Regions from separate parts of the Homo sapiens genome. Here region 1 is linked to region 2. Evidence: read pairs that join two places in POLR2A ChIA-PET (ENCODE). Cell type or tissue: GM12878. All regions are shown on one strand. Each heading gives the region's core, and the rest is flanking DNA. Links, peaks and the distances in the headings are about the cores only. Region 1 overlaps MORN3 (MORN repeat containing 3). Region 2 overlaps KDM2B (lysine demethylase 2B).

Region 1 (12,392 bases), core at 3,746-11,745, 130 kb before region 2:
TCTGTTGGGTCGTCTGGACCCCGAACCCTCAACTGATTCAGTCACCCAAACAGTAGCAGAAAATGCCAGGTCTTTTTTTTTTTTTTTTTTTTTTTGAGACAGAGTCTCATTCTGTCGCCCAGGCTGGAGTGCAATGGTGTGATCTCGGCTCACTGCAACTTCTGCCTCCCAGGTTCAAGCGATTATCCTGCCTCAGCCTCCTGAGTAGCTGGGATTACAGATGCACGCCACCAAGCCCAGCTAATTTTTGTATTTTCAGTAGAGACGAGGTTTCACCATGTTGGTTAGCTGGCCTCGAACTCCTGACCTCGTGATCCGCCCGCCTCAGCCTGCCAAAGTGCCGGGATTACAGGCGTGAGCCACCGCGCCCGGCCAAGACCTCGCGTTTTCTAATCCAAAAAATTAGCCGGGCGTGGTGGCGGGCGCCTGTAGTCCCAGCTACTGAGGAGGCTGAGGCAGGAGAATGGCGTGAACCTGGGAGGCGGAGCTTGCAGTGAGCCGAGATCGCGCCAGTGCACTCCAGCCTGGGCGACAGAGCGAGACACCGTCTCAAAAAAAAAAAAAAAAAAAAAAAAAAAAAAGGAAAGAAAAAGAAAACGCGAGATCTTAAAACCAGGTCTCAGGACTCCTATACGAGGTACTCCAGTACTGTTAGGCTAGGGACTTTCCCCAGCACAGGCCATATACTGTGCGTATCAACCCCTAACTCGACTGTTGGATGCCTCCTGCTCTCACTCTTCACCTTCTTCTAATAACAGGCCCCTGCTACCTTGGTCACAGAAATGAGCACGTAATCCAACTGGGCAAATCAAAAAATTGAGATGAGATTTTTCAAAATGGACTAGCAGAGAAAAAGCACCTTTCCCCTCTAATTCCCAGCCTATTGATTCCCATGTGTCTCCTGCATTTGCCTGCGGTAGGAGAGACTGAAGCCACCCACGGAAGGCATAGTCATGAGCATCCATCAGTGTCTTTTTTTTTTTTTTTTTGGTAGGGGCTACAAAAAAAAAAAAAAAAACAGGTTGTTTTCGCCTGTCCTGCCCCTCACTTCCTCCCGGTTTTATTTCCTTTAGGGACACCCCTCTCCCACTCTAAATCCCCAAGGTTCGGGTGGGCTGACTCCGCCCCCCTAGCAGGCCTAGCCAATCAATGTATTGGCTAGCCAATCACTCTGTTGCTCCTGGGTTCAAGCGATTCTCCTGCCTCCCAAGTAGCTGTGATTACAGGCACCTGCTACCATGCCCGGTTAATTTTTGTATCTTCAGTAGAGACGAGATTTCGCCATGTTGGCCAGGCTGGTCTCGAACTCCCGACCTCAAGTGATCCGCCCGCCTTGGCCTCCCAAAGTGCTGCGATTACAGGCGTGAGCCACCTCGCCCGGCTGCAACCATCATTTTCAAACCTCTTTGCCTTTACTCATGCAGTTCCCTGTGCCTGGACTGCCCTTCCTGGCCCCAACGTCACCCCCTCCAGGAAGTCTCTGAGTCCCCAGATTTGACCAAGTGCCCTTCTTCTGATATTGAAATCTCAGTGCCTACCTTCGTATATTGAAATTGAACTATGTGGGTATTCATCAGGCCTCTTTCATTTGCAAGAGGCAGAAATTCAACTCAGGAGGGCTTCAGTAATGCAAGTTCAGCCATGGTGGGATTCAGGGGCTTAATGTCACTGGAACTTGGCGTCTCCCTCCATGTCTCCATTTTGCTTTCCTCTGCGTTGAGTTCCTTCTTAAGTCAGCTTCCTCCCCTTGCAGGCCCGGGTGGGTGTGGTGGCCCAAATGGACTTACACGGAGTCTCATTGGACCAACTTGGGTCAGGTGGCCTGCACTGACCCAATCACAGCAGCCTGGTGGGTAGAATACACTGATTGGGTAGGCCTGCCAGGGGGCGGAGTCAGCCACCCAAACCTTGGGGGTTTAGAGTGGGAGAGTGGTGTCCCCAAAGGAAATAAAACCAGGAGGAAGTGAGGGGCAGGACAAACGCAAACAACCCAACAGCCCCTACAATGTGGTTGGGCCCTACCAGACCATGGGCTCCCCAAGGGCAAAAATAATAACAAAGGCTCCCATGATTTGAGAGAGGAAAAAAAAAATAAAAAAATAAAAAAAACCAATAAAGGCTAACATTGACATCGTATTTCCTACTTGTAGGCTCTAAGTGCTGTACACATATCCTGGAATCTAGTGATAAGAAACAACCCCATGAGATACTGTTTTTCTTTTCAGAAAATTAGAATGGTCCCGTAATTGCTCACAAATTGAATCTTTTCTCCCTCGGCTTTATTGCGGTATGATTGACAAAGAAAAATTGTATATACTTAAGATGTGTAGTAAGATATTTTCTTAAAAGTCTACATTTCGAAGGCCGGACGCAGTGGCTTACGCCTGTAATCCCAGCACTTTGGGAGGCTGAGATGGGTGGATCTCCTGAGGTCGTGAGTTGGAGACCAGCCTGGCCAACATGGGGAAACACCGTCTCTACTAAAAATACAAAATTAGCCAAACGTGGTGGCGCATGCCTGTAATCCCAGCTACTCAGGAGGCTGAGACAGGAGAATCGCTTGAACCCAGGAGGCGGAGGTTGCAGTGAGCCGAGATTGCACCGTTGCACTCCAGCCTGAGCAACAAGAATGAAACTCTGTCTCAAAAAAAAAAAAAAAAGTCTACATTTCGAAATTATTAGTACAATCAAAGTAATTAGCATATCCATCTCCTCACATTATTACCATTTTGTTTGTGTGTGGGGAGAACAATTAAGATCTATTCTCTTAGCAAATTTCAAGTACAGTATCCAATACACCAATACAGTATTAATATAGAACGATGCTGTACACCAGGTCTCCAGATCTTTGTTTTTGTTTTGTTTTGTCTTTTTGAGACGGAGTCCCGCTCTGTTGCCAGGCTGGAGGGCGGTGGTGCGATCTTGGATCACTGCAACCTCTGCCACCCGGGTTCAAATGATTCTCTTGCCTCCAACCTCCCAAGTAGCTGGGACTTTCACTATGTTGGCCAGGCTGTTCTTGAACTCCTGACCTCAGGTGATCTGCCCGCTTCAGCCTTCTAAAGTACTGAGATTACAGGTGTGAGCCATCATGCCCGGCGTTTTTTTTTTTTTTCAGTCTCACTCTTGCCCAGCCTGAAGTGCAGTGTTGCGATCTCGGCTCACTACAACCTCCGCCTCCTGGTTCAAGAGATTCTCCAGCCTTAGCCTCCCCAGTAGCTAGAATTACAGGTGCTCACCACCATGCCCAGCTAATTTTTGTATTTTTAGTAGAGACGGGGTTTCACCATGTTGGCCAGGATGGTCTCGATCTCCTGACCTCATCATCCGCCTGCCTCGGCCTCCCAAAGTGCTGGGATTACAGACACGAGCCACCGCACCCGACCTGTTTGTTTTGAGACAGTCTCGCTCTGTCGTCCAGGCTGGAGTGCAGTGGCGCAATCTCACTCACTGCAACCTCTGCCTCTGACGTTCAAGCAATTCTCCTACCTCAACCTACTGAGTAGCTGGGATTATAGGCATGCGCCACCACACCAGGCTAATTTGTGTATATTTAGTAGAGACAGGGCTTAACCATGTTGCCCAGGCTAGTCTTGAACTTCTAGCCTCAAGTGATTTACCTGCCTCAGCCTCCCAAATTGCTGGGATTATAGGAGTGAGCCACTGTGCCCAGCCTTAGGTCTCCAAATCTTGTACATCTTGTAACAAAAAGTATGCACCCTTTGACAGAACATCTCCACATTTTCCCCACCCCACCAGCCCCTGCTAATTGCTATTTTACTGTTTCTATGAGTTTGACTTTTTAGATTCCACATATAAGTAAAATCATGCAGTATTTGTCTTTCTCTGCTTGGCTTATTTCACTTGGCATAATGTCCTCCAGATTCATCCATGTTGTCACAAATGGCACGTTTTCTTTCTTTCTTCCCTTCCTTCCTTCCTCCCTTCCTCCCTTCCTCCCTCCCTCTCTCCTTCTCTTTCTTTCTTTCACAGTCTCACTCTGTCGCCCAAGCTGGAGTGCAGTGGCGCCATCTCAGCTCACTGCAACCTCCACCTCCCAGATTCAAGTGATTCTCCTACCTCAGCCTCCAGAGTAGCTGGGATTACAGGCAAGCACCACCACGCCCAGCTAATTTTTGTATTTTTAGTAGAGACCAGGTTTCACTATGTTGGCCAGGCTGGTCTCAAACTCCTGACCTCAAGTGATCAGCGCGCCTCGGCCTCCCAAACTGCTGGGTTACAGGCGTGAGCCACTGCGCCCAGCCCCCCCATAAGATATTCTTATACCCATTTTACAGCTGAGATATCTGAGGCTCAGAGAGACCCAAAGAATTAACTTACTTGGTCAAGGTCACAAAGCTCAGAGGGATAATGTTGAATTTGTTCCTGGGTTACCAAGGACCCAGACATGAATTGACCAATATTGGTACTCCACAAATATTTTATTCATCGTTTTGTTAAATATGTATTAAGCTCGGTGTACTGGTGTGTGCTTGTATTCCCAGCTCGTCGAGAGGCTGAGAAGGGAGAATCTCTTTAGCTCAAGAGTTCAAGACCAGCCTGGGTAACATAGCAAGACCCCATCTCTAAAAAGAAAGAAATGCCTGGTGTGGTGCCTCATGCCTGTAATCCCAATACTTTGGGAAGCCTAGGCAGGAGGACTGCTTGAGCCCAGTAGTTTGAGACCAGCCTGGGCAACATAGAGAGACTCTGCCTCTATAAAATTTTTTTAAAAAATTAGCCAGGTGTAGTGGCATGCACCTGTGGTCTCAGCTACTCAGGAGGCTGAGGCAGAAGGATCATTTGAGCCTGGGTGGTTGAGGCTGCAGCGAGCTGTGTACGTCAGCATAGCCAACACAGCCAGATCCTGTCTAAAAAAAAGAAAGAAAAAGGCCAGGCGCGGTGGCTCACGCCTGTAATCCTAGCACTTTGGGAAGCCGAGGCGGACAGATCACCTAAGGTCGGGAGTTCGAGACCAGCCTGACCAACATGGAGAGACCCCCGTCTCTACTGAAAATACAAAATTAGCCAGGCGTGCTGGTGCATTCCTGTAATCCCAGCTACTTGGGGGGATGAGGTGGAAGAATTGCTTGTACCTGAGAGGTGGAAGTTGCAGTGAGCCGAGATCGTGCCATTGCACTCCAGCCCAGGCAACGATAGCAAAACTCCGTCTTAAAAAAAAAAAAAAAGAAAGAAAGAAAGAAAAAAAAAGGCCGGGTGCGGTGGCTCATGCCTGCAATCCCAGTATTATGGGTGGCCAAGGCAGACGGATCACGATGTCAGGAGTTAGAGACCAGCCTGGCCAATATGGTAAAACCCCGTCTCTACTAAAAATACAAAAATTAGCTGGGCATGGTGGCGGGCACCTGTAATTCTAGCTACTGGGGTGGCTAAGGCAGGAGAATCTCTTGAACCAGGAGGCGGAGGTTGCAGTGAGCCGAGATCGCAACACTGCACTTCAGCCTGGGCAACACAGCAAGACTCTGTCTCAAAAAAAAAAAAAAGAAAGAAAGAAAGAAAAAAAAAGAGAAAACAGTAAATTAGCAGGTATTAGTCACCTACAACATGCCAGGAACAGTTTGTTTGTTTGTTTGTTTGATTTTGAGATGGAGTTTCGCTCGTCTCCCAGGCTGGAGTGCAATGACGTCATCTCGGCTCACTGCAACGACGTCATCTCGGCTCACTGCAACCCACGCCTCCCAGGTTCAAGAGATTCTCATGCCTCAGCTTCCTGAGTAGCTGGGATTACAGGCGCCTGCCACCACGCCTGGCTAATTTTTGTATTTTTAGTAGACACAGGGTTTCGCCATTTTGGTCAGGCTGGTCTCGAACTCCTGACCTCAGGTGATCCACCCGCCTCAGCCTCCCAAAGTGCTGGGATTACAGGCTCGAGCCACTGCACCCAGCCTCCAGGCACAGTTTTTCAGTGCAGGGAACAAAACAGACCAAAGTCTGTGCCCTCCTGCAGCTCACATTCTCCTGGAAAAGACAGGCATGCGACACTAATCAACAAATAAGAGAATTACCTCTGGCCGGACGCAGTGGCTCACGCCTGTAATCCCAGCACTTTGGGAGACCGAGGTGGGCATATCACTTGAGGTCAGGAGTTTCAGACCTGCCTGGCCAACATGGAACCCCATCTTTACTAAAACACAAAATTAGCTAAGTGTGTTGGCGCACACCTGTAGTCCTAGCTACTCTGGAGGCTGAGGCAGGAGTATCTCCTGAACCCGGGAGGCAGAGGTTGCAGTGAGCTGAGATCGCGCCACTGCACTCCAGCCTGGGCGACAGAGTGAGACACTGCCTCAAAAAAAAAAAAGAAAGAAAGAAAGAAAGAAAGAAATGGAACTTTCCTGGCCTTCTCCTGGGTACTTGGTGTCTAGGATGATGCGCAGAGCCTGTCCCAGCTCTCTAGATTCGTCTAGTTGGGGGCCCCTGAGGCTCAGGCAGGCACACCACCCCCACCCCCCGGCGGCCATGTCTGCAGCATTGCCCATCTGTGTGTCACCAGGGAAAGGAACACAGGTCTGGAAGAAGAAAGGAGCCATCTATGAGGGGGACTGGAAGTTTGGGAAGCGAGACGGCTACGGCACCCTCAGCCTTCCTGACCAACAGACAGGAAAGTGCAGGAGAGTCTACTCAGGCTGGTGGAAAGGTGATAAGAAATCGGTGAGCAGGCCTGCCAGCCGGGGTGTGTGTGTGTGTGTGTGTGTGTGTGTGTGCGCGCGTGTGTGTTTAGGGGAAGCCGAGAGAGGCCTGGGAGAAAAGAGAGGGGAGGTCTACAGGGAGGAGGACAGGGTTGTGCTGCTCGTGGGAGAAGGAAGGGGTGGGGGAATTGCAAAGTTTCTCAGAACAAAACCCAGGAAACAGGAAGCAACAGAAGGCCAGGGAGGAGCCCACGAAACCCTGCGGTTGCGAGGAGCCAGCCAGGCTTGTGGGGACGAAGTCGCCTCCACCCTTTTCCCCCTCGTTTCCTGGCTTTCTTTTCCCCAGGTATCACTTTCTGAGAATCCCCTTTCTGCTGGGCCTGAATAAAAGGGAGGTAGGAAAAGTGGGAGCAAGAGAGCAGGGGACAGGAGAGGAGGGTCCCGGGGGGCCGAAGCCAGCCAGAGGCGCGTGCTCAGCCCGGAAACACCCAAGCTGGGCACAGGTTCCCTCCATCTACTCCCACAAGTGTGGAGGAATCCTCACCATCAGTCCCAGAGACACTAATAATAAACAGTATTGCAACTGAGCAACTGCTACTGTGAGCCTGAAACACATATTTAAAACTTTTTTTTTTTTTTTTTTTTTTGAGAGGGAGTCTCATCCTGCCGCCCAGGCTGGAGTGCAGTGGCGCCATCTTGGCTCACTGCGAGCTCCGCCTCCCGGGTTCACGCCATTCTCCTGCCTCAGCTTCCCAGGTTGCTGGGACTACAGGCGCCCGCCACCACGCCCGGCTAATTTTTTGTATTTTCAGTAAAGACGGGGTTTCACCGTGTTAGCCAGGATGGTCTCCATCCCCTGACCTCGTGATCCGCCCGCCTCGGCCTTCCAAAGTGCTGGGATTACAGGCGTGAGCCACCGCGCCCGGCCTGAAACACATTTAATATTCAGTTAACTCTCACAGCAACAGCTCATCATCATCATCATCTTCATGCCCATTTTATTGATAAGCAAACAAGCTCGAAGAGATGAGGTGTCTTGTAACTGCCCAAGGGGTTCACCTTGCCGGTGCCTGGCCTTGAGTTGTATTATTACTCAAATCAGTCTCCCCGAACATTCCAGCAGCAGAGTTTTTAAGGATAACTTGGTGGGTGGGGGAAAGACAGTGAACCAGGAGTGCTGATTGGTCAGAGATAAAATCATAGGGAGTCAAAGCTGTCTTCTTGCTCCCCAGACAGAGCCGATTCATCAAGACGGGAATTGCAATAGAGAAAGAGTAATTAACACAGAACTGGCTGTGTGGGAGACCTGAGTTTTATTATTATTATTATTAATTTATTTATTTTTTGAGATGGAGTTTCGCTCTTGTCGCCACGCTGGAGTGCAATGGTGTGATCTCGGCTCACCGCAACCTCCGCCTCCTGGGTTCAAGCGATTCTCCTGCCTCAGTCTCCCGAGTAGCTGGGATTACAGGCATGTGGTACCACACACTGCTAATTTTGTATTTTTAGTAGAGACAGAGTTTCTCCATATTGGCCAGGCTGGTCTCGAACTCCCGACCTCAGGTGATCCGCCAGCCTGGGCCTCCCAAAGTGCTAAGATTACGGGCATGAGCCACCGCGCCTGGCCCTGGGTTGTATTATTACTCAAATCAGTCTCCCGGAACATTCTGGCTGCAGAGTTTTTAAGGATAACTTGGTGGGTGGGGGAAAGAGTAAGCCAGGCGTGCTGATTGGTCAGAGATAAAATCACAGGGAGTCAAAGCTGTCTTCTTGCCCTGAGTCAGTTCCTAGGTGGGGAGCCACAAGATCACATAAATCAGTTTATTGATTTGGGTAGTGCCAGCTGATCCATCAAGTGCAAGGTCTGCAAAATATCTTAAGCATTGATCTTAGGAGCAGTTTAGTGAGGATCAGAATCTTGTAGCTTCCAGCTGCATGACTCCTAAACCATAATTTATAATCTTGTAGCTAATGTTAATCCTACAAAGGCAATCTAGTCCCCAGGCAAGAAGGAGGTCTTCGGGAAAGGGCTGTTACTGTCTTTGTTTAAACTATAAACTATAAGTTTCTCCCAAAGTTAGTTCAGCTTAAGCCCAGGAATGGACATGGACAGCTTAGAGGTTAGAAGCAAGATGGAGTCAGTTAAATTAAATCTCTTTCACTGTCTCAGTCATAATTTTGCAAAGGCAGTTTCAGTCTTGCCTGGAGTCACACAGCTAGCAAGTGGTAGAGCCCAGGGTTTCATGTTCTCTGCTCCCAAATTGTTTATTGGCAAGTAGGAAGAGAAAGCCCTGAATAACCAATTTACGTAGAATATGGTATTAGGAGGGATGTTTTCACAGGGTGCCCAGAGGAAGGTCATCAAGCCCAGCCTAGAGAATTCAGGACAGAAGGCTAAGCACAATGGCTCACGCCTGTAATCCCAGCAATTTGGGAGGCAGACAGGGGTGTATCACTTGAGGTCAGGAGTTCGAGACTAGCCTGGCCAACATGGTGAAACCCCCGTCTCTACTAAATAAAAAACACAAAAAAAATTAGCCGGGCATAGTGGTGTGTACCTGTAGTCCCAGCTAGGGAGACGGAGACATTAGAATCGCTTGAAGCCAGGAGGCAGAGGTGGCAGTGAACCGAGATCACGCCACTGCACTTCAGCCTGGGCAACAGAGTGAGACTCCATCTCAAAATAAATAAATAAATAAATAAAACTATATAATAATAATAATTAGCTAGATGTTGTGGTGCACATCTGTAGTCCCAACTTTTCAAAAGGCTGAGGCAGGAGGATTGCTTGATCTCAGGAGGCTGAGGTTATAGTGAGCTATGGTGGTGCCACTACACTCCAGCCTGGACAACAGAGCAAGACTTGTCTCAAAAAGAGGGAATTCAGGGCAGGCTTCCTGTAGGAGGTGACACTAAAAGATGCTAGGAGTTAGCCAGGAAGAAAAAAAAGGGAGAAAGATGGGAGGCAAAAAAATAGCAAAGGGAACGAGATGTAAAACAGCAGAGTGTGTCTGCCCTGGGACAGGAGTGAGGAGAAGAGTTGCGGGGGCCCTCAGGGATATGTGGGAAATCAGGATTTTGAGGAGTAGACTTGGCTTCTCAACCCAACCTCCTCGGGTGTGATCTGCAAACAGACCTTGTTTCCCTGTGGTTGGACACTAAGTGTGGTGTTTTTTGTTTTTTGAGACGGAGTCTTTCTCTGTTGCCCAGGCTGGAGTACAGTGGCGCGATCTTGGCTCACTGCAAGCTCCGCCTCCTGGTTCACGGCCTTCTCCTGCCTCAGCCTCCCGAGTAGCTGGGACTACGGGCACCCACCACCACACCCAGCTAATTTTTTTGTATTTTTAGTAGAGACGGGTTTTCACCATGTTAGCCAGGATGGTCTCGATCTCCTGACCTTGTGATCCGCCTGCCTTGGCCTCCCAAAGTGCTGGGATTACAAGCGTGAGCCACAGCGCCCAGCCTAAGTGTGGTGTTTTTTGTTTGTTTGTTTGTTTGTTTTTTGAGACAGTCTTGCTCTGTTGCCCAGGTGGGAGTGCAATGGCACGATCTGGGCTCACTGCAACCTCCGACTCCTGGGTTCAAGCAATTCTTCTGCCTCAGCCTCCCAAGTAGCTAGTATTACAGGTGCCCACCACCACACTCAGCTAATTTTTTATATTTTTAATAGAGACAGGGTTTTGCCACGTTGGTCAGGCTGGTCTAAAACTCCTGACCTCAGGTGATCCATCTGCCTCGGCCTCCCAAAGTGCTGGGATTATAGGCGTAAGCCACCACGCCAGGCTAAGTATGGTGTTTATGTTCATTTTTCTGGGTCAAAATAAGAGTGGGAGGGGGGCGAGCATGATCAGATGGGCGATTTTTTTTTTTTTTGAGATAGCGTCTCACCCTGTCACCTAGGCTACCGTGCATTCTCAGCTCACTGCAACCTCCATCTCCCAGGTTCAAGTGATTCTCCTGCCTCAGCCTCCCCAGTAACTGGGATCACAGGCGCCGCCATCACGCCCAGCTAATTTTTTGTATTTTTGGTAGAGATGGGGTTTCACCATGTTGGCCAGGCTGGTCTCAAACTCCTGACCTCAAGTGATCCACCCACCTCAGCCTCCTAAAGTGAGCCGGTGAGCCACAGCGCCCAGCCTAGATGGGCGATTTAAAGAGTCCTCCGGCGCTGTAGGGGCTGCATGGCGCATGGTGTGGTGGGGATGAGAGAGGAGAGGGTGGGTCAGTAAGGAGGGAGTTTAATGACTGGCTGCATGGAGGCGCCAGCAGAGGGACAGAGAGAAACAGAGCATGGGGAGATCCTTCAAGACATTATCGGTGGGCACTATGGCTCACACCTGTAATCCCAGCACTTTGGGAGGCTGAGGCGGGCGGATCACTTGAAGTCAGGAGTTCAAGACCAGCCTGGCCAACATGGTGAAACCCTGTCTCTCCTAAAAATACAAAAATTAGCAGGGCGTGGTGATGCGTGTTTGTAATCCCAGCTTCTCGGGAGGCTGAGGCAGGAGAATCACTTGAACCCGGGGGACGGAGGTTACAGTGAGCCGAGATCACATCACTGCACTCCAGCCTGGGTGACAGAGTGGATCTCTGTCTAAAAACAAACAAACAAACAAAAAAGACAGGATACTCCGCTAAGACACGACCCTCCGCTTGGACGTAGGGCTGAGGAAGAAGGAAGAAGCTGGGGTGTGTGGCTCTAGGGGTGCCTGGGAAGACGGTGGGCTTTCCTGGTGGTGTTGGGGGGCGCCCTGAGTAGTAGCATCTTCGTACTTTCAGGGTTATGGGATCCAGTTTTTCGGACCCAAGGAGTATTATGAGGGTGACTGGTGTGGCAGCCAGCGCAGCGGGTGGGGCCGCATGTATTACAGCAACGGCGACATCTACGAGGGACAGTGGGAGAACGACAAGCCCAACGGGGAGGGCATGCTGCGCCTGAGTGAGTGCCCCACCCCCGCCGGCCCCGCCCACCCGACCACGCCCCCGGCAGCGAGCTGGCCACGCCCATTTGGTCCCACAGAGACAGGCCACACCCCACACTCTTGTCCCACACTGACCCTTGTGTCAATGTGGGACAAGAGAGGAAGAGCACCCTATCTCTCCCCTCAGTCACAAAAGGTCACATATATATGATGCTATTTATATGAAATTTTTAGGACACGCACCTCCACAGAGACAGAAAGTAGACTAATGGTTGCCTAGGACTATGGGGGTGGTGACATTAGTGGGTGTGGGGAATGGCTGCTTAATGGGCACAGGGTTTCCTTTTCGGGTGATTAAAACGTTTTGAAACTAGATAGAGGTAATGGTTGCACAGCATTGTGAATGTACTAAATGCCACTGAACTATACACTTCAAAATGGCCAACTTATGTTATATGAACTTATATCTCAATTTTTAAAAAAAAAGCCAGGCGCAGTGGCTCATGCCTGTAATCCCAGCACTTTGGGAGGCAGAGGCGGGCGGATCATGAGGTCAGGAGTTTGAGATCAGCCTGGCCAACGTGGAGAAACCCTGTCTCTACTAAAAATACAAAAAGTAGCTGCATGTGGTGGTATACACCTGTAATCCCAGCTACTCAGGAGGCTGAGGCAGGAGAATCACTTGAACTCGGGAGGCGGAGGTTGTCACTCAGGCTGGAGTGCTGTGGGGCAATCTCAGCTCACTGCAGCCTCAACTTCTTGAGCTCAAGCCATCCTCCCACCTCAGCCTCCAGAGTAGCTGGGACTATAGGTGCACACCACT
Region 2 (8,000 bases), core at 1-8,000:
TTGCTGGATTGGCCCTGGATTCAAAGGATGACTGGAAGGCTCTTGGCCTTGCTGCTGACTCTGTGACGTTAGCTGGTCTCTTCCTCTCTCTGCACCTCAGCTCTCTCTACAATGGTGGTGGGGTGGAGCTGAACTCTGGGACCCTCAAGTTCCCTCCCAACCCCATCCTCTGAGCCTAACAGGCCTTAAGTCTCTCTGTCCAGGCCTTATGCAGAGCTGGGAGGTGGCTCATCACTTTTCCCCTGTGTGGGATGGTGTGGGTGTTGATGTTGGTGACTTAAGCAAGCTGGGGGAGGTCTTGAGAAGCCCTGGCAGCAGGGGTGTGGGCGTGGCTGTCTATTGAAGGCAGGAAGAGGAAATGTGCATTTGAGTTGCTGCAAGCAGGAGTCCAGTTAGGTCCTGGCAAAGACTTCTGGCCTGAAGGGTCATGCATTGAGATACCAGGATTTTTTCCCCTGGAGTTTTGGGAAGTAGAAAAGGGACAGTTGGAATTTGCCACCCTCTGAGATACAGGGGTGGGGTAGGGTGGGAGGGAGGGTGCAGCATAGTTCAGCGGTTCCCAGCCATTGATTTCATGGACCAGTGAAAAAAAACTTAGGAACAGATACAGAGTTGCCAACTTATAATTTTGCTAAAGATGGGTGTTAAGATCAACAAACCCCATGGTCTATTCTGACACTAAAAAAGTTACAAGTATAAAATGTCAGAATAAAGGATAGTACTTTAACTTTGATAGTTTTTCTCATTCTGTTTCCAACCAGTGAAAACTAAAGGACCAGAGACTGGGGTCCACTGACCTAGATTAGTATTTTTTTTTTTTTTTTTTTTTTGAGAGGGAGTCTTGCTCTGTTGCCCAGGCTGGAGTGCAGTGGCGCAATCTCGGCTCACTGCAAGCTCCGCCTCCCGGGTTCACACCATTCTCCTGCCTCAGCTTCCCGAATAGCTGGGACCACAGGCACCCGCCACCATGCCTGGCTAATTTTTTGTGTTTTTAGTAGAGACACGTTTTCACTGTGTTAGCCAGGATGGTCTTGATCTCCTGACCTCATGATCTGCCCACCTTGGCCTCCCAAAGTGCTGGGATTACAGGCGTGAGCCACTGCGCCTGCTCTTCTTTTTTTTTTTTTTTGAGACAGAGTCTTGCTCTGTCGCCAGGCTGGAGCATGGTGGTGCAATCTTGGCTCACTGCAACCTCCGCCTCCCGGGTTCAAGCGATTCTCCTGCCTCAGCCTCCCTAGTAGCTGAGATTACAGGTACACGCCACCATGCCCGGCTAATTTTTGTATTTTTAGTAGCAACGGGGTTTTGCCATGTTGTCCAGGCAGGTCTCGAACTCCTAGGGTCAAGTGATCCACCCGCCTCGGCCTCCCAAAATGCTGGGATTACAGACATGAGCCACCGCGCCCAGCCCCTAGATGAGTATTTTAGGTCCTCCCCAGGCCTGGGGATTCTCTCCAGCATTCACACCCTCTGAGCCACGTACAGACACACATCTGAGATTCGTGGTACTTGATTTGTGGCTTTGAGGAGAGAGTCTTGGGAAACCCAGAAAGGGTTTGCAGCTCCCTGGATGGGAGTTTTTCTGTATTGAAGCAGAGAATTGAATTCTGGCATTTCCCACCTCTGACCTGAGTTTTCATTGCCACAGTGTGACCTTAGGCACCTCTCCTCCTGCCACACTGACCTCACGCCTCCCAGTCCGTGGTTCATGGAGTCTTCAGTTCTCTGAAAGCTCATAGGATGCTGATGGTTTAGGAAGACTTTCATCATAAAGGGATGCTGGATTTTGTCAAATGCTTTTTCTGTGTCTATTCAGATGATCGTGTGATTTTTTAATTTTTAATTCTGTTTACGTGGTGTATCACATTTATCGACATGTGTATGTTAAACCATCCCTGGCATGAAACCCACTTGATCATGGAGGGATTATCTTGTTGATATGCTGTTGGATTTAGTTACTAGTATTTTGTTGAGGTTTTTTGCATCTATGTTAATCAGGGATATTGGTCTTTAGTTTCCTTTTTGTTATGTCCTTTCCTGGTTTGGGTATTAGGGTGATACTGGCTTCATAGAATGATTCAGAGAGGATTCTCTCTTTCCCTCTCTTTTGGAATAGTGTCAACAGGATTGGTACCAAGTCATCTTTGTTTTGTTTTGTTTTTTTGAGACAGAGTTTCACTCTTGTTACCCAAGCTGGAGTGCAGTGGCACGATCTCAGCTCACTGTAACCTCCGCCTCCCAAGTTCAAGCGATTCTCCAGCCTCAGCCTCCCAAGTAGCTGGGATTACAGGCATGTGCCGCCACGCCTGGCTAATTTTTGTATTTTTAGTAGAGATGGGGTTTCACCATGTTGCCCAGGCTGGTCTCAAACTCCTGACCTCAGGTGATCTGCTTGGCTTGCCAAGTCATCTTTGAATGTCTGATAGAATTCAGCTATGCATCCAAGGAAGACCTTATTTATTTATTTATTTATTTATTTATTATTTTTTCATTTTTTTGAGACAGAGTCTCACCCTGTTGCCTAGGCTGGAGTGCACTGGGCACCATCTCGACTCACTGCAACCTCCACCTCCCAAGTTTAAGCAATTCTCATGCCTCAGCCTCCTGAGTAGCTGGGATTACAAGCGTACGCTACCGGGCCCGGCTAACTTTTGTGTTTTTAGTGGAGACGGGGTTTTTCCATGTTGATCAACCTGGTCTCAAATTCCTGGCCTCAAGTGATCCTGCTGCCTCAGCCTCCCAAAGTGCTGGGATTACAGGCATAAGCCATAGCGCCCGGCTGCCAAGGAAGATTTTAAATGGTGCTATTCTTCAGGCTTTATTCCTAGGTAACCTAGGAGAGCTGCCTGGAAGAGGAAGACCGTTGAAGGTGACTGAGGAGTAGAATGACCTGGAGAAAGGGGTTTGAGCTTGCCCTGCCTAGCTGGCTATACCTTGATGAGGCAGGAGGTGAGAATACAGCGTCAGGGTCAGGACATCAAGGCCACAGTAAACAGTGCCTAGGGGTCACCAGGTGTTAGCCTTATAATTATCAGTAAGGAAAGCTGGAGGTGGAAGTCACCCCCGGGGAATAGGAGGTTGGAAACTTTAAGTACCTGGGGTGAACCAGGTGATGTCTTTTTCCTCCAACTCAACCTGGCCTATGGGAGCATACTGGCCACATTTGCAGGCTCGGCCTCCCCACTCTGGCTGTGCCAGCCTAGGTGAGCTATAGTTAACAGTTATAAGCAATGAACATTTACAAATTTTATTTTATTTTATTGAGTCAGGGTCTTACTTTGTTGCCCAGGCTGGAGTAGCATGGCTTGATCCAGTGAACATTTTATGTACATTATGTATCTTCTCTGCAAGCATTTATGGAAAAATGTAATATTCCCCACTTTTTTTTTTTTTTTTTTTTTTTTGAGACGGAGTCTCCCTCTGTCACCCAGTCTGGAGTGCAGTGGCGCGATCTCAGCTCACTGCAAGCTCTGCTTCCTGGGTTCACGCCATTCTCCTGTTTCAGCCTCCTGAGTAGCTGGGACTACAGGCGCCTGCCACCATGCCCGGCTAACTTTTTTTGTATTTTTAGTAGAGACGGGGTTTCACCGTGTTAGCCAGGATGGTCTCAATCTCCTGATCTGCCCGCCTTGGCCTCCCAAAGTGCTGGGATTACAGGTGTGAGCCACCGTGCCCGGCCTCCCCACCTTTTTTTAAACAATTTTTTTTTAGGCTGGGCACAGTGGCTCACGCCTGTAATCCCAGCACTTTGGGAGGCCAAGGCGGGCAGATCAGGAGATTGAGACCATCCTGGCTAACACGGTGAAACCCCGTCTCTACTAAAAATACAAAAAAAAAAAAATTATCTGGGCGTGGCGGCGGGTGCCTATGTAGTACCAGCTGCTCGGGAGGCTGAGGCCAGAGAATGGTGTGAACCCGGGAGGCAGAGCTTGCAGTGAGCAGAGATCACGTCACTGCACTCCAGCCTGGGCGACAGAGCGAGACTCCGTCTCAAAAAATATAAAAAAGAAATTTATTTAATTTTTCAGACAGAGCGTTGCTCTTGTTGCCAAGGCTGGAGTGCAATGGCATGATCTCGGCTCACTGCAACCTCCGCCTCCTGGGTTCAAGTGATTCTCCTGCCTCAGCCTCCTGAGTAGCTGGGATTACAAGTGTGCACCACCACGCCCAGCTAATTTTTGTAGTTTTAGTAGAGACGTGGTTTTACCATGTTGCCCAGGCTGGTCTTGAACTCCTGACCTCAGGTGATCGGCCCGCCTCGGCCTCCCCAAGTGCTGGGATTACAGGTGTGAGCCACTGTGCCCGGCTAAAAAAATTTTTAAATTTTGTTTTAGAGACATGGTCTTGCTCTTGTGCCCAGACTGGAGTGCAATGTTGTGATCACAGCTCATTGCAGTGTTGCCTTGACCTCCTGGGCTTAAACAATCGTCCTATCACAGCCTCTAGGGTAGCTGGGACTACAGGCATGTGACACCATTTTTTTTTAAACAAATAAAGAAAATACCTAAGGCCCAAGATCTCACAGTGACCAGGTCAGAGCAAGAACCCAGGTGTGCCTACTTTGAAAACACATATTCCTAAATATACCTACTTTGAACTCCAGTAGCTTGGGAGTCAGGAGACTTGGGATCTGGTCCTCCTTCTTGACTCTTGACTATGTGAGAACTATTTGCTCATTTAACAAACTTTCTTTTTTTTTTCCCCTGAGGCAGAGTCTTGCTCTGTCACCCAGGCTGGAGGGCAATGGCACAATATTGGCTCACTGCAACTTTTACCTCCTGGGTTCAAGTGATTCTCCTGCCTCAGCCTCCTGAGTAGCTGGGATTACAGGCGTGTGCCACCACACCCAGCTAATTTTTTCTATTTTTAGTAGAGACGGGGTTTCATCATGTTGGCCAGGCTGGTTTCAAACTCCTGACTTCAAGTGATCCGCCTGCCTTGGCCTCCCAAAGTGCTGGGATTACAGGTGTGAGCTACCAGTCTCGGCTTCATTTAACAAACTTTCTTAAGGGCCCACTTGGTGCCAGATGATGTGGGGGGCCTTGGAGGGGACATAAGACAGATCCCCTCCCTCCTGAGAGCAGCTTATCCAGCCAGGTGGCATCCAGGGTGGCAGAGGCCAGTATGGGGACCTTATTTGTCATATAAGTGGGGATGGCAGTGCCTGGGGAAGACCCAGGGATCTGTGACTTGGGCTGGCCTAAAGTTATTTCCCATCCTTGCATTCTAGAAAGAACCACTGAAGACCCAAATATCATGGTAGCCCCAGGTATTTCTTACACTCCAGCAAGTCTGAGAAGAAATTCCTTAATGGTGTCACGTGGTTGGGCCTCAGACGATCCATCTATCAAATGGGTCTAAAGCAGGGAAGGGGACTGGATGGGTTGGGGCCGTGGGAAACTGGGCAGTACCTGCTCAGCCAGTCCAGCTAGGGCCAGGTGGGAATCCAGACCTTCCTATTTTTCTAGGTGGAAGGCAGCATTTCAGATTGTCACATGGAATGTACTGGCGTGGCACGGTGGCTCACGCCTGTAATCCCAGCACTTAGCACTTTGGGAGGCTGAGGTGGGCGGATCACCTGAGGCTGGGAGTTAGAGACCGGCTTGGCCAACATGGTAAAACCTCATCTCTAGTAAAAATTTGTGTGCCTGTGATTCCAGCTACTCAGGAGGCTGAGGCAGGAGAATGGCTTGAACCTGGGAGGTGGAGGTTGCAGTGAGCCGAGATGGCACCACTGCACTCCAGCCTGGGTGACACAGTAAGGCTCTGTCTCAAAAAAACAAAAACCCAACAAAACAACAACAAAAGAAATATCCCCATTTTTAAACATGGGGTGGCGTGAAGTAATTGGCCCCTGGTCCCAACTATGAGGTCCTTGAAGGGAGAGTATCCTTACTTCATGTCAGCAGCCACAGGTTCGTTCCTGATCCTGGCCCGGCGCAGGGAGTTCACTGATGTCGGTGAAAGAAGCCAGGGTCCGGTTGGGTTGTGGGCGTCTGTGAGGTGTCCCTTGCCCAGTTCTGAGACCTCTAGGTTTATTCCTGCTAAAGCCACAGAGGTGGAGGCAGATGTGGGTGGGGCCTTTGGATTCCGAGTCCTGAGCAGACGCTCAGGTTGTGGGTGAGCCCCACCTGCCCCTGCTGCCCTTCTTGGGCCCCCTGAGGTCCCAGAGAATGTGCTGCTTTGTGTATCACTGGCTTCCCATCTATGACTGCATCTGTCCCTGGTCGCTTGGCCTGAATAGCCTCTGTTTATTGCCTTCATATTGTCGATGACTCTGGCTGGAAGCAGGAGGCAGATGCCAGCGTTCCCAGCCCAGGCAGCAGCCTGGGAGCACCGGCTCTCATGCTTCCTGGGCTGTCGAGAGGCCATCGGAGGAGGGGTATGGATGGGGCCCACAAACGCTGTTATTTCCACACCTCCTTCTTACTGAGGGAGGCATGTGGGTAATGAAGCAGATGTGAGCAGAGCTGGGGGAGGGACGCAGTGGCGGCTAATCCAGGGGTGGCTGCCTGACCCACCCTTGAGGCCCTGGCTGCGAAGGGGAGTGGGTAAAAGCTTCTAGAATCCCTCGAGTGTCTGGGCGTGCAGATCCCCTGCCCCCTCCTCGCAGCAGCAGCTCTCCTCTGTGTTCCTCTTTCCTCACGTGTCAGGGCAACAGATGTAAGTCAGGTGCGTTGGCCTCTGCACCTGCCAGGAGAACAGGGAGAGTCCAGGGCTGGGAAAGATGGATGCATGTGGGCACCATCCTCTACCAGAGCCCTTGTGATCGACAGAGACAACCACAGATACCAATGCCAATTGCTTATATGGATTCAGGACTTGCTCACCAAGTTCCCCAGAAGGGAGGGGAGTGGAGGGGACAGGATGGAACCCTAGCCCCTGGACTTGGGCTTTCTGCAGGGAGGGAGGTAGGCTTGTGGGGCCATATAAGATGCACCTGCCTGTGCATCACATGACCCGGTGGTCCCGGGTCCCAATCTTAGGAAATGTTGCTAGGATAACGGGGATGGCGACAATAACAGCATTCAATAGCATGGTTCCACTTGGTGGAAACATGGAAATGTTGAGGTCAGCCTGCAGGCAGCAGAGGCAGGAGACTGAAGCGGATGTGGAGACAGAGGCTCTTTCAGGGCGGCAGCCATGCTTCTGTGCAGAGGAGGGTGAAGGTCGTGGGATGGGAAGCTGGGGAGCTCGACGGCCGCTTGCAACCGCACAGAGCAGCTGTCTTTCATGGCTCACGCCAGAGACCCGGGGAGCCAGGCACAGAACGAGGTTGCCTAAAGCAAAGCCCTCGTGCCTGTACCCGGCAGCACTGGGCTTCTGGTGATGAGCTTTCCCTTGCTCTCCCCTGAGGATGGCCAGCTCTGTTCCATGCGTTGCCCTGGTGGGAAGGGACAGCGGCTGAGTGTCCACTGCGGATGCCAGCAGTGGCCCCGCAGTCTGTGCTGTCTTCCAGGCAGGAGCGTTGCTCCCAGCAGTGGTGACCACCCATGACTCAGGGCTGGCGTGTTTCATTGGGGGACAGACTGGAACCGCTCGGGCTTGGGGGGCAGAGGCAGTCGCTGTAATTTTCCTCAGAGCAAAAGAATAAAGTGCATGGCTGGGAGAGGAGGGGACAGCGGCCTCCAGGGCCAGGCCCTTCAAGGTGCAGGGTCTTGGGGCACCGCCACCCTTCCCTCTGCTGCACCATTCCCCCAGCCAACCCTCCTCTGTCCTTCACTGTGAGTTGCTCCGCCTCTGTCCGCCCTTGTCCTTATTTCTCTCTGCGTTTCTCCTTTTGCCTCCCCTCTGTATTTCCCAGCCTTTCCCCCGGGACTTGCAGTCCTGTGCAGAACCTTTGATGCAGCGGCAGCTGTGCAGCGTGCTGGCTAAAAACGGAGCCGCTGTCGCTTGCCAGCTGTGACTCATTCAGCAAGTGGCTTCCCCCTTTGTGCCCTCAGTTTCAGCATCTGTGAATTGGGGTTGATTCTCCTCCTGCCCATCTCCTAGCCCCACGC

Evidence for each region. Peaks named below come from ENCODE experiments on the same cell type or tissue, not always from the same donor. Only the 100,000 strongest peaks of a DNase experiment are listed, where the experiment ranks them.
Region 1: POLR2A ChIA-PET joins it to region 2 with 10 read pairs; 12 of 35 experiments call an interaction of 5 or more read pairs at or near these places.

Annotation. Positions count from the first base shown.
Region 1 is chr12:121,653,468-121,665,859 of GRCh38, reverse strand. MORN3 (MORN repeat containing 3) reads left to right here. Exons shown (of 6, transcript NM_173855.5): 2 at 6,512-6,669; 3 at 11,427-11,586. It overlaps LOC105370034 (a long non-coding RNA gene), which reads right to left and starts at 1,736. Exons shown (of 3, transcript XR_001749356.2): 1 at 1,539-1,736. RefSeq lists enhancers at 1,384-1,653, 1,367-1,906 and a silencer at 1,824-1,873. In GM12878, for the core only: no CTCF peak of the experiment used is centred there; a DNase peak (open chromatin) is centred at 6,749; H3K4me3 peaks cover 864 bases; H3K27ac peaks cover 1,000 bases.
Region 2 is chr12:121,523,058-121,531,057 of GRCh38, reverse strand. The region is part of intron 8 of KDM2B (lysine demethylase 2B); the gene reads left to right. Among named protein-coding and RNA genes, the nearest start is that of KDM2B-DT, 53 kb to the left of the region's middle. RefSeq lists enhancers at 1,059-1,560, 7,657-7,846. In GM12878, for the core only: no CTCF peak of the experiment used is centred there; DNase peaks (open chromatin) are centred at 289, 7,103 and 7,977; H3K4me3 peaks cover 2,274 bases; H3K27ac peaks cover 1,840 bases.